Regions from separate parts of the Homo sapiens genome. Here region 2 is linked to region 1. A link is an interaction called in ENCODE POLR2A ChIA-PET data of the cell type or tissue named here. Cell type or tissue: MCF 10A. All regions are shown on one strand. Links, peaks and the distances in the headings refer to the core of each region. The heading gives the core; the rest is flanking DNA.

Region 1 (4,387 bases), core at 317-4,316:
CCTGGAAAGAAAAGATAGTGCCCAGTGATTCCTGGCTCCCCCATTGGCCACCTCCCCCATGTCACCTAGTCTGCTGTGATCTGACGTACCGCCCTGGCACTAGGCCTCTGAGGCCTTCTGGCTCTGACAACAAGCCTCCTGAGCCAGCCCAATGGCCAGATGCTATTGGCAGCTGCCAATTCTCCTTTCCAGGCTGTTCCTCCCTGGGCCAATCCCTAGCCCAACCCTGGGTCTAAGAAAAGACCTGTAAACAGACCCATGCAAGGATTTAATGTCAGTCAGGCAGTTGTGCAGGAGACCAACTAGAAGCTGGGTTCCCTCTGGTCCTAGCTCTGCCACTAACAGGCTGTGTGACCTTGGGCCACACACCTCCCTACTCTGGGCCTTGGCTTCCTTATCTGCAAAAGAAGGGGGTAGGACTAGACTAAATAATGGCCAAGCTCCCCTGCAGCACTAGCATGTGGTGAATATGGCCTTTAGTGTCACAAACCCTGACGTGGCATAAGCTCTGCTACTTCCTAGCTGTGTGGCCTTGGAGAGATTACTTATCTTCTCTAGGCCCCAGTGTTTCATCTATAAAATGAGTTAACTTCATCTACCTCAAAGGCCTATGATGATGATCAGAGAATCAAAACACGTTAAAATCTCTAACCAGCTGGGTACACAGTAGAAGTCTTACATGATCAAACTCCTCCCCAAGGAAACATGAAATTTTAGCTGAGGTCACAGTCTTACAGATGCAGTGCCTTCACTCAAGGGGTGATCTTAAATGGTCAATCTTAGGCACTGCAGCTGGTCAGTGGAGGAAACCTGAGGAGAAGACTAGCCCAGCCCCCTTTCCCACCCCATGGTCAGTTGCTTGCTGCAGGTTCAGGTAGGCCCACGCCCTCCATGGCAACTCTGAGGAGGCTTAGGCTGTCACTTCAGAGTCTTTGCCCTTTGTTTTCTGCTTCCAAGTGTCACTGCTGGAGAGACCAGGAGAACAAAATACTGGCAGTTCTTCCCAGGACACACTAGTTCCAGTTGCCACAGGCCCAAGAGCCTGTCAGGCCCCCAGACTGGGTGAGAAGCTCCAGGTGTTGGGGGCTGCCAAGCATAGGCCAGACCCACAGCCTAGCTCAGCACAGGGCACCAAACAGATCCCAAACTGACCACAGCTCCAGAATCCTCTTCCACCAGACACTCAATCAGATAGTTTTAGACTATGGAGGCTGGCCCCCCGGTTGCCCACATGCCAGGATGGCTGCCCAAGGAGTGACCCTCTCAGGGCCCAGAGGTGCCCTCATTGCCCTGACTGGGCTGACGCCTCCACTCAAGGTGGTACTGTGTGGCTGATGGATTGGCAGGAGGTATCAGAGTGGACAGGTGCAAAGGCTGGGGAGGACGGGCAGTGAAGGAGGGGTTACCTGCAGCTGACGGGAAGCTTTGGCGGGCAGAGGCGGGGGAGAAGAGTGAGGGGAGGCTGCAGCGGGGCCAGTCCCCAGCCCGGCCATCAGCTCCTGGTACCACTGCTCTAAGTCTACAGCAGGGAGCAGCAGCTTCTCCATCTGGAGGTGGGAATGGGGAGGGGAAAAGGGGACAGGAGGGGAGGATGGAGAGGAAAGGCCAGGAAATAAAGGGAAAGGAAAAGGCAGGAGAAGGGAGAAAGAAGAAAGAAGAGGAAGAAGGAAGGGGAAGGTTAAAAAGGAAGGCCACATCAGGGAAATGGACAGGAAGGTGAAGGAAGAAGGGGAGGAAGGAAGGGAGAAAGGAGAGCATCAAGAAAAAGAAGAGAAAAACAGTGAGACAACAGTTGCCCTGAATGTACTAAGGGCAAAGAGAAACAGTCAGGGTACAACTTCCAGACCACAGACATGTGCTACACCAGCCATGAAACCAGCCACCAGACAGAGCCTGCAGGCACTGGGCACTCCCCTTGGGCTGGCCCAGAGCCAAGAGGCCAGGTGAGCAGGAGCAAAACACACACAGAGCACACCAGTCATGGGTGGGGGTAGCAAGAACTCACAAACCACCAACCTTAGGTGAAGGCGTGATGGAAGCGAACGAGGAGGAGGGCAGCATGGGAGGAAGGCAGGTGGTGGGAACCAGGTCCCGGGAGGCGGAGGCCCAGGGAGAAAGGCCTGGCACAGGGGCTGGGGGCATGGGCGAGGTGCCCCGCATCACCTTTAGCTGCTCAAGCATCACGTACTTGGAGCAAGGCCAGACGCAGGAGGGAATATAAGAGGTTAATGGAACCAGAACACATGAGATGGCCCTACCCACAGGGGAAGGGAGGGAAAGGGCAGAAAGTACAGAGCCTGCAGCCTAGGAAAGCCAGAGTCCTCTCAACTCGACACCCTCATCCTAGAGCAGAAGGCGTGCCCCTCCCCAGGCCATAGGAGCTAAAGAAAGCTCCCAAGGCCCCAGGGAAAAAAAGAAACCACTCCCAACCTCCCCTTATGCAGGCTGCCCTTCTCCCTCACTGTCGAACACAGACCCTTCTGTCCCCCTAGCTCCACCCAGGCCCAAGGGGGAATCTAGGCCATCCATAAAGAGGTCCTTGGGCATTGGTGGGCACCCTCGGTGGCTGGTACCTCACTGTCAGGCAGGGGCTGGGCGAGCACACTGGGGGAAGTGGCAGAAGCATAGGGGTCCAAGCGGGAACACAGCTGGAAAACTTCTGCCAGGGTCACATATTCCTGGGGTGCCCAGTAGAAGGGGTAGGGGTGGGCAAAGAAGGGGTTAACAGGGTTCAATAAGGTGCCCAACACCCCAAACTCCATGCCAGGCCACAGGGCCATCACTCCATGTCAATACAAAATCCAAGGCAGGGGTAGGGTGCCTGCTATGCCCATAGATGGCTGCAGGGAGTGACAGAGACCAGAAAAGGGCAGCAGAACCAACTGTCTGAAGGCTCCTCCTGCCCTCCACTCTTAAAGAGCCACTTTGGCATCCAGTCCTGCCCCAAGCAGACCCTGAAGGCCCATGCCTGAATTCGCCCTGGGCTGGGGGCAGGCAAAGAAGCCCACAGAAGGCCTTCTAAGAGTTCACTGAGGATCAGAACCCAGCTTCCAGAGACCCCCTCCCCGTCCCCAACAACCTGGCAGTCCCCAGTGGGGCACACACATGCAGCATTGAGCACCAGTCACACCATTCCCCAGGGTCCCCTCACACCCCATCAGCCTGGACAGGAGCTAGAAACAGGTGGGGGAAGGTGGAGACATCACCAGGGCCTGAGCAAGATGGGCTGTGAGAAAGAGGCCTTAGCAAGAACAGCTAAAAGCCTAGCAGAAAAATGGGCCCACTGCCCAAGGTGAGTCCTTGGAAAGATGCCAACACATTCAACTGTGGGTCGGGAGGATAGGGACTGTCGTATTCATCACCTGTCCTTAGAAACTGAGCTTATCTGGGTGCTGGGAGCATGGTAGACCTCCACAATGCATGCTGAATCAAAGCGCAGGATCATAAGCCTGCTCTACCCAAGGGGCCCATCCAGGCCTAGCTCTAGAACCAGGTTGTCCTCTGGGGTCATGGAAAAGGAAAGTCAGTCAGAGGGTCCAGCATGTTGTGAGAACTAATGAATGGCATGCAGAATTATATTCTGCATGGCAAATAAATATGCAATTCAATGGGCTGCACAGGCACTCTATGGAATGGCGGCATGGCATGCTCGCACACACTCTCCCAAACTCTGGCCAGCCAAGAAACTATCACCACATGCCCTTCAGCTAAGCCCTGGGAGGAGCTGTAGGCAGGGGCTCAGCGGGCAGGCAGACAGGCAGTGGGCAAAGCAGAGCACGCAGTTAGCTGTGATTACCTCTTGTGCTTTGGGGCAGAGAAGAGTGGAAGCAGGTGGGGTTAAAGAGACAGAGGAGGCCCCAGCCTGAGAAGACCCTGGGAAAAGGCCCAGAGCCTTAGTCCCCAGCCCCATCTCTGAGGACTCGGAGATGAGCAGCTCGGCCTACAGAGAGGGGACATGGTGAGGGGCTGCATCCCTCACACTTGGCCCAGTTCCCCACCGCAGGCCTAAATTGTTTGTGTAGTGAGGCAGGGAGGGAGGGAGGGAGGGAACGAAGTTGGTAAACCAGATATGTTCTATTTGGAATTCACACACCAGACATACAGACTTGGGGAAGAACCACTTAAGGGGCCTCAATATCCTCTTCTGAGACAAATGCCTAACTCAGGACTGAAGCCCAAGAGCCCCAGGATCAGCACCCCTATATCCCTATGCTCCCCTTCAAGGTGAGTCCATCCAGCCCGGCCCCTACCAAGCCTCTGAGCTGTCTACCCACCCAACCCAGGCCCCTGAGTCCCCCCACATATATTCAGCCACCAAAAACAGTGAAATCTGTAGGCTCCTGGGAACCCCAGAGGCAACTAAACAGAGGCAGCTGGCAGCCATGGA
Region 2 (4,387 bases), core at 104-4,103, 170 kb before region 1:
GAAATAAATTTTTGGAGACCTTGCATGCTTGAAAATATGTGTGTTTGCTTTCATACTTCATACAAAAGTTTGGCTCTATTTAGGATTCTAGGTTGTACAGAATTTTCCTTCTGAATCTTCAAGGCACTCCTTCATTGCCTTCCGGTGTCAGTGTGGCTGTTAATAGGTCTAAAGTCATTTTGATTCCTAAGCTCTTCTATGTGGCCTGTTTTTGTTTAGTTTAGGTTTTCCCTTTCTGAGACCTCTTCTCTTTGTCTTTGATTTTCTGATATTTCTTGATGATGTGCCTTGCTGTGGGTCTGTTTTCATTGACTGTGCTGGCACTAGATGGGACGTTTCAATCTAGCGATTCGTATCCTTCAATATGGGGATTAGTCTTTATTACTTGCTTGATGATTTCTTCCCTTCTGATTTCTATGTTGTTTTTCTTTTGAACACCCATTAGTTAGATGCTGGATCTCCTGGCCTAATCTAATTGCCTTGGAGCTTGTATTTTGTGTTTTCCTCCTCCATTTTCTTTTTGTTTGTTTGTTTTTGAGACAGGGTCTCAGCTCTGTTGCCCAGGCTAGAGTGCAGTGGTACAATCATAGCTCACTGCAGCCTTGACTCAAGGGCTCAAGCGATCCCTCCCACCTCAGCTCCCCTAAACCCCTAGTACCTGGGACTATAGGTGACTGCCACCGCACCCAGCTAATTTTTAAATTTTTTGTAGAGACATGGACTCACTGTGTTGCCAAGGCTGGTCTTGAACTCCTGGGCTCAAGTGATCCTCCTGCCTTGGCCTCCCAAAGTGCCAGAATTACAGGTATGAGTTACCGCACCCGGCCATCCTCCTCTGTTTTCTATGTTTGTCTTTTATCTCTAAGATTTCTTCAATTTTACTTTGTACATTTTCTGTTGAACACTTAAACAAATTTTCTATCATATTTTTAATTTCCAAGAGCTCTTTCTTGTTTATGAAAGTTTCTCTTTATGTGTACTGTTTTTGTTCCATTAATTCAATAGCTTATCTTATTTATCAGAGGAATTACTGATAGATTTTAAAATTTTATTTTTCATTTTATGCTGAAAGAATTTTAAATTTAAAAAAAATTTCAAGAACTTTTTTTCTGAACCATCCAAGATTAAATTTCCAACACAATGCCCATCCTCCCAACATGAGTACACACTCAAACAAGTATATGACAGCCATCTAACCCACAGGCCCAGATCAGATTTCTCTAATTGTCCCACTACTGTCCCCCCTACCCCCCCTTTTTTTTTCAGACAGGGTCTCACTCTATTGCCCAGACTGGAGTGCAGTGGTGCCATCATAGCATAGTCTGGAACTGTTCTTCCCAAGGGATCCTCCTGCCTCAGCCTCCTGAGTAGCTAGGAGTACAGATGTGCACAACCATGCCTGGCAAATTTTTAAAAAAGTTTTTCATAGAGATAGGTCCCTATATTGCCCAGGCTGGTCTTGAACTCTTGGGCTCAAGCAATCCTCCTCCCTCAGCCTCCTAAAGTGCTAGGTTACAGGTGTGAGCTGCCATGCCCGGCCCTAATACTGTCCTTTATATTAAAAGGGTCTCTTCCAGGACCATGCATTGCATTTGTTTTCATGTTTCTTTCTTTCTTTTCTTTTCTCTCTCTTTTTTTTAATTGAGATGGAGTCTTGCTCTGTCACCCAGGCCAGAGTGCAGTGGCGAGATCTCAGCTCACTGCAACCTCCACAGCCTGGGTACAAGCGATTCTCCTGTCTCAGCCTTCCAAATAGTTGGGACTACAGGTACCTGCCACCGCACGCAGCTATTTTTTTTATTTTTAGTAGAGACGGGGTTTTGCCACGTTGGCCAGGCTGGTCTCAAACTCCTGACCTCAGGTGATCTGCCCGCCTCAGCCTCCCAAAGTGCTGGGATTACAAGCGTGAGCCACTGCACACCTGGCTCATGTTTCTTTCAATCTGGAACAATTTCTCAGTGTTTCTTTTTTTTTGGCAGGAATAGGACAGAAGTGATACTGTGTTATTGCCTCCCATCTGGTGGTACCTGATTTCAATTTGTACCATTATTGAGAATGTTAACTTTGTTCTCTTTTTAAAAAAAATTTGATACAATCGTTTATTTTGTTTGCATATTTGATTTGTTTTTAATCCAAACCTCACCAGAATGTTAACTTTGACCTGGATTAAGGTGGTGTCTGCTAGGTCTTTCCACTGTAAAGTTACTCTTTTGCCCTTTGTAATTAGTAAGTGTTTTGTGGAAAGGTACTTCTTTGAGGTACATATCCTGTTCCTTATCATAGTTTTCCTCACTATTTTTAGTTTTTTTTTTTTGCTGAATGAATTATTACTATGAAGTTTGCCTAATAGTGGTTTTTTCAATTTCATTGTTCCTTCTAAATTTATTAGTTGTTATTCTGCTGTAAAGAAAGATGTTCTCATTTGTTTATGTATTCTTTTATTCTTATCAGTATGAACATGTGGATTCCCACTTCATTTGATAGATTATGACCTTTTACTGTCATTATTTATTTTGATGCTCAGAGTTGGTTAGGGGAGCCCCCTTCAAGCCCCTTTGACATCCTGTTGACATATCTCTGTCATTCTTTAAGCACTTCTTTACTTTCTGCCACAGCAAGATGGTCTGAGTTCATCTTGTACTTTCCTTGTCTCAGCCCTGAAATCAATCATTTCTCCAAGGATCCCTGGTTTCTTTTAGTGGAGAACGGTATTTAGAGACCAAGATTTGGGACTAGGGGTGTTAACTGCTATTAGAGTATGACCATTTCCAAACTGTCTTGGTGCATAGAGCTAAGGAGTATGCATATATGTCTACACTTTTTTTTTAACTTTTATTTTTGGTTTGGGGGTATATGTGAAGGTTTGTTACGTAGGTAAACATGTGTCATGAGTGTTTGTTGTACATATTATTGCATCACCCAGGTATTAAGCCCAGTAGCCAATAGTGATCTCTTCTGCTCCTCTCCCTCCTCCCACCCTCCACTCTCAAGTAGGCCCCAGTGTCTGTTGTTCCCTTCTTTGTGTTCATAAGTTCTTATCATTTAGCTCCCACTTAAAAGTGAGAGCATGTGATATCTGGGGCTCTGTTCCTGTCTTAATTTGCTAAGGATGATAGCCTCCAGCTCCAGTCCAGTTATGTTCCCACAAAAGACATGATCTCATTTTTTATGGCTGCATAATATTCCATGGTACATATGTGCCACATCTTCTTTATCCAATCCATCATTAATGGGCATTTAGTTTGATTACATGTCTTTGCTATTGTGAATAGTGCTGCAATGAACATTCATGCGCATGTGTTTTTATAGCAGAATGATTTTTTTCTTTTTTCTTCTTCATTTATCTGAAATTCTAATATGATGAAGAATCCTGCTTTTATTTTTTTTTTGTTTTTGAGATGAAGTCTTGCTCTTGTCCCCCGGGCTGGAGTGCAATGGCACGATCTTGGCTCACTGCAACCTCCGCCTCCTGGGTTCAAGCGATTCTCCTACCTCAGCCTCCTGAGTAGCTGGGATTACAGGCACCTGCCACCATGCCTGGCTAATTTTTGTATTTTTAGTAGAGATGGGGTTCCGCCGTGTTGGCCAGGCTGGTCTCGAACTCTTGACCTCAGGTGATCTGCCCACCTTGGCCTCCCAAAGTGCTGGGATTACAGGCATGAGCCACCGCCCCTGGCTTTTTTTTTTTTTTTTGAGACAGGAGCTCACTCTGCCACCCAGAACTGGGGTACAAGGGCATGGTCTCAGCTCACTGTAATCTCCGCCTCCCGGACTCAAGCAATTCTCCTGTCTAAGCCTCCCAAGTAGCTGAGACTACAGGCGCGGGACACCACTCCTGGCTAATTTTTGTATTTTCAGTAGAGACGGGGGTTCACTATGTCGGCCAGGCTAGTCCTGGACTCCTGACATCGGGATCTGCCTGCCTCGGCTTCCCAAAGTGCTGGGATTGCAGGCCTGAGCCACCACTCCCGGCCGAATTTTTGTATTTTTAATAGAGACGGGGTTTCACCATGCTACCCAGCTTGGTCTCAAACTCCTGACCTCAGGTGATCCACCAGCCTTGGTCTCCCAAAATGCTAGGATTACAGGTGTGAGCCACTGCTCCCCACCTCAGCCAAGATTCTTAAAAGACTGTGTCCCCACTTCCTCACCTTCCATTCACTTGAAAGAAAGGATAAAGAAGAGTCATGAAGAGTATGGAGTTTGTATTGCCTCTTGGCCTTTTGGCTAAGATCAAGTGGAGTATGGAGTTTCTTGACAGACAGACCTGGGTTTATACCCCAACTGATTCTTACGATTAAGCCTGTTTCCCTCCCCCTAAAGAGAGAGATAACTGTGCCTGCCTCACTTTGGAGGGTTGTTGTGAGGATTAAATAAGATCATTCAT

The links. ChIA-PET counts read pairs that join two places held together with the same protein. Peaks named below come from ENCODE experiments on the same cell type or tissue, not always from the same donor. Only the 100,000 strongest peaks of a DNase experiment are listed, where the experiment ranks them.
Region 2: POLR2A ChIA-PET joins it to region 1 with 5 read pairs; 7 of 35 experiments call an interaction of 5 or more read pairs at or near these places.

The regions. Positions count from the first base shown.
Region 1 is chr11:118,639,414-118,643,800 of GRCh38, reverse strand. It overlaps PHLDB1 (pleckstrin homology like domain family B member 1), which reads right to left. Exons shown (of 23, transcript NM_001144758.3): 13 at 1,407-1,547; 14 at 1. Among named protein-coding and RNA genes, the nearest start is that of MIR6716, 2.4 kb to the left of the region's middle. In MCF 10A, for the core only: a CTCF peak has its summit at 2,854; a DNase peak (open chromatin) is centred at 1,920.
Region 2 is chr11:118,806,761-118,811,147 of GRCh38, reverse strand. No RefSeq gene overlaps it. Among named protein-coding and RNA genes, the nearest start is that of DDX6, 18 kb to the right of the region's middle. In MCF 10A, for the core only: no CTCF peak of the experiment used is centred there; no DNase peak of the experiment used is centred there.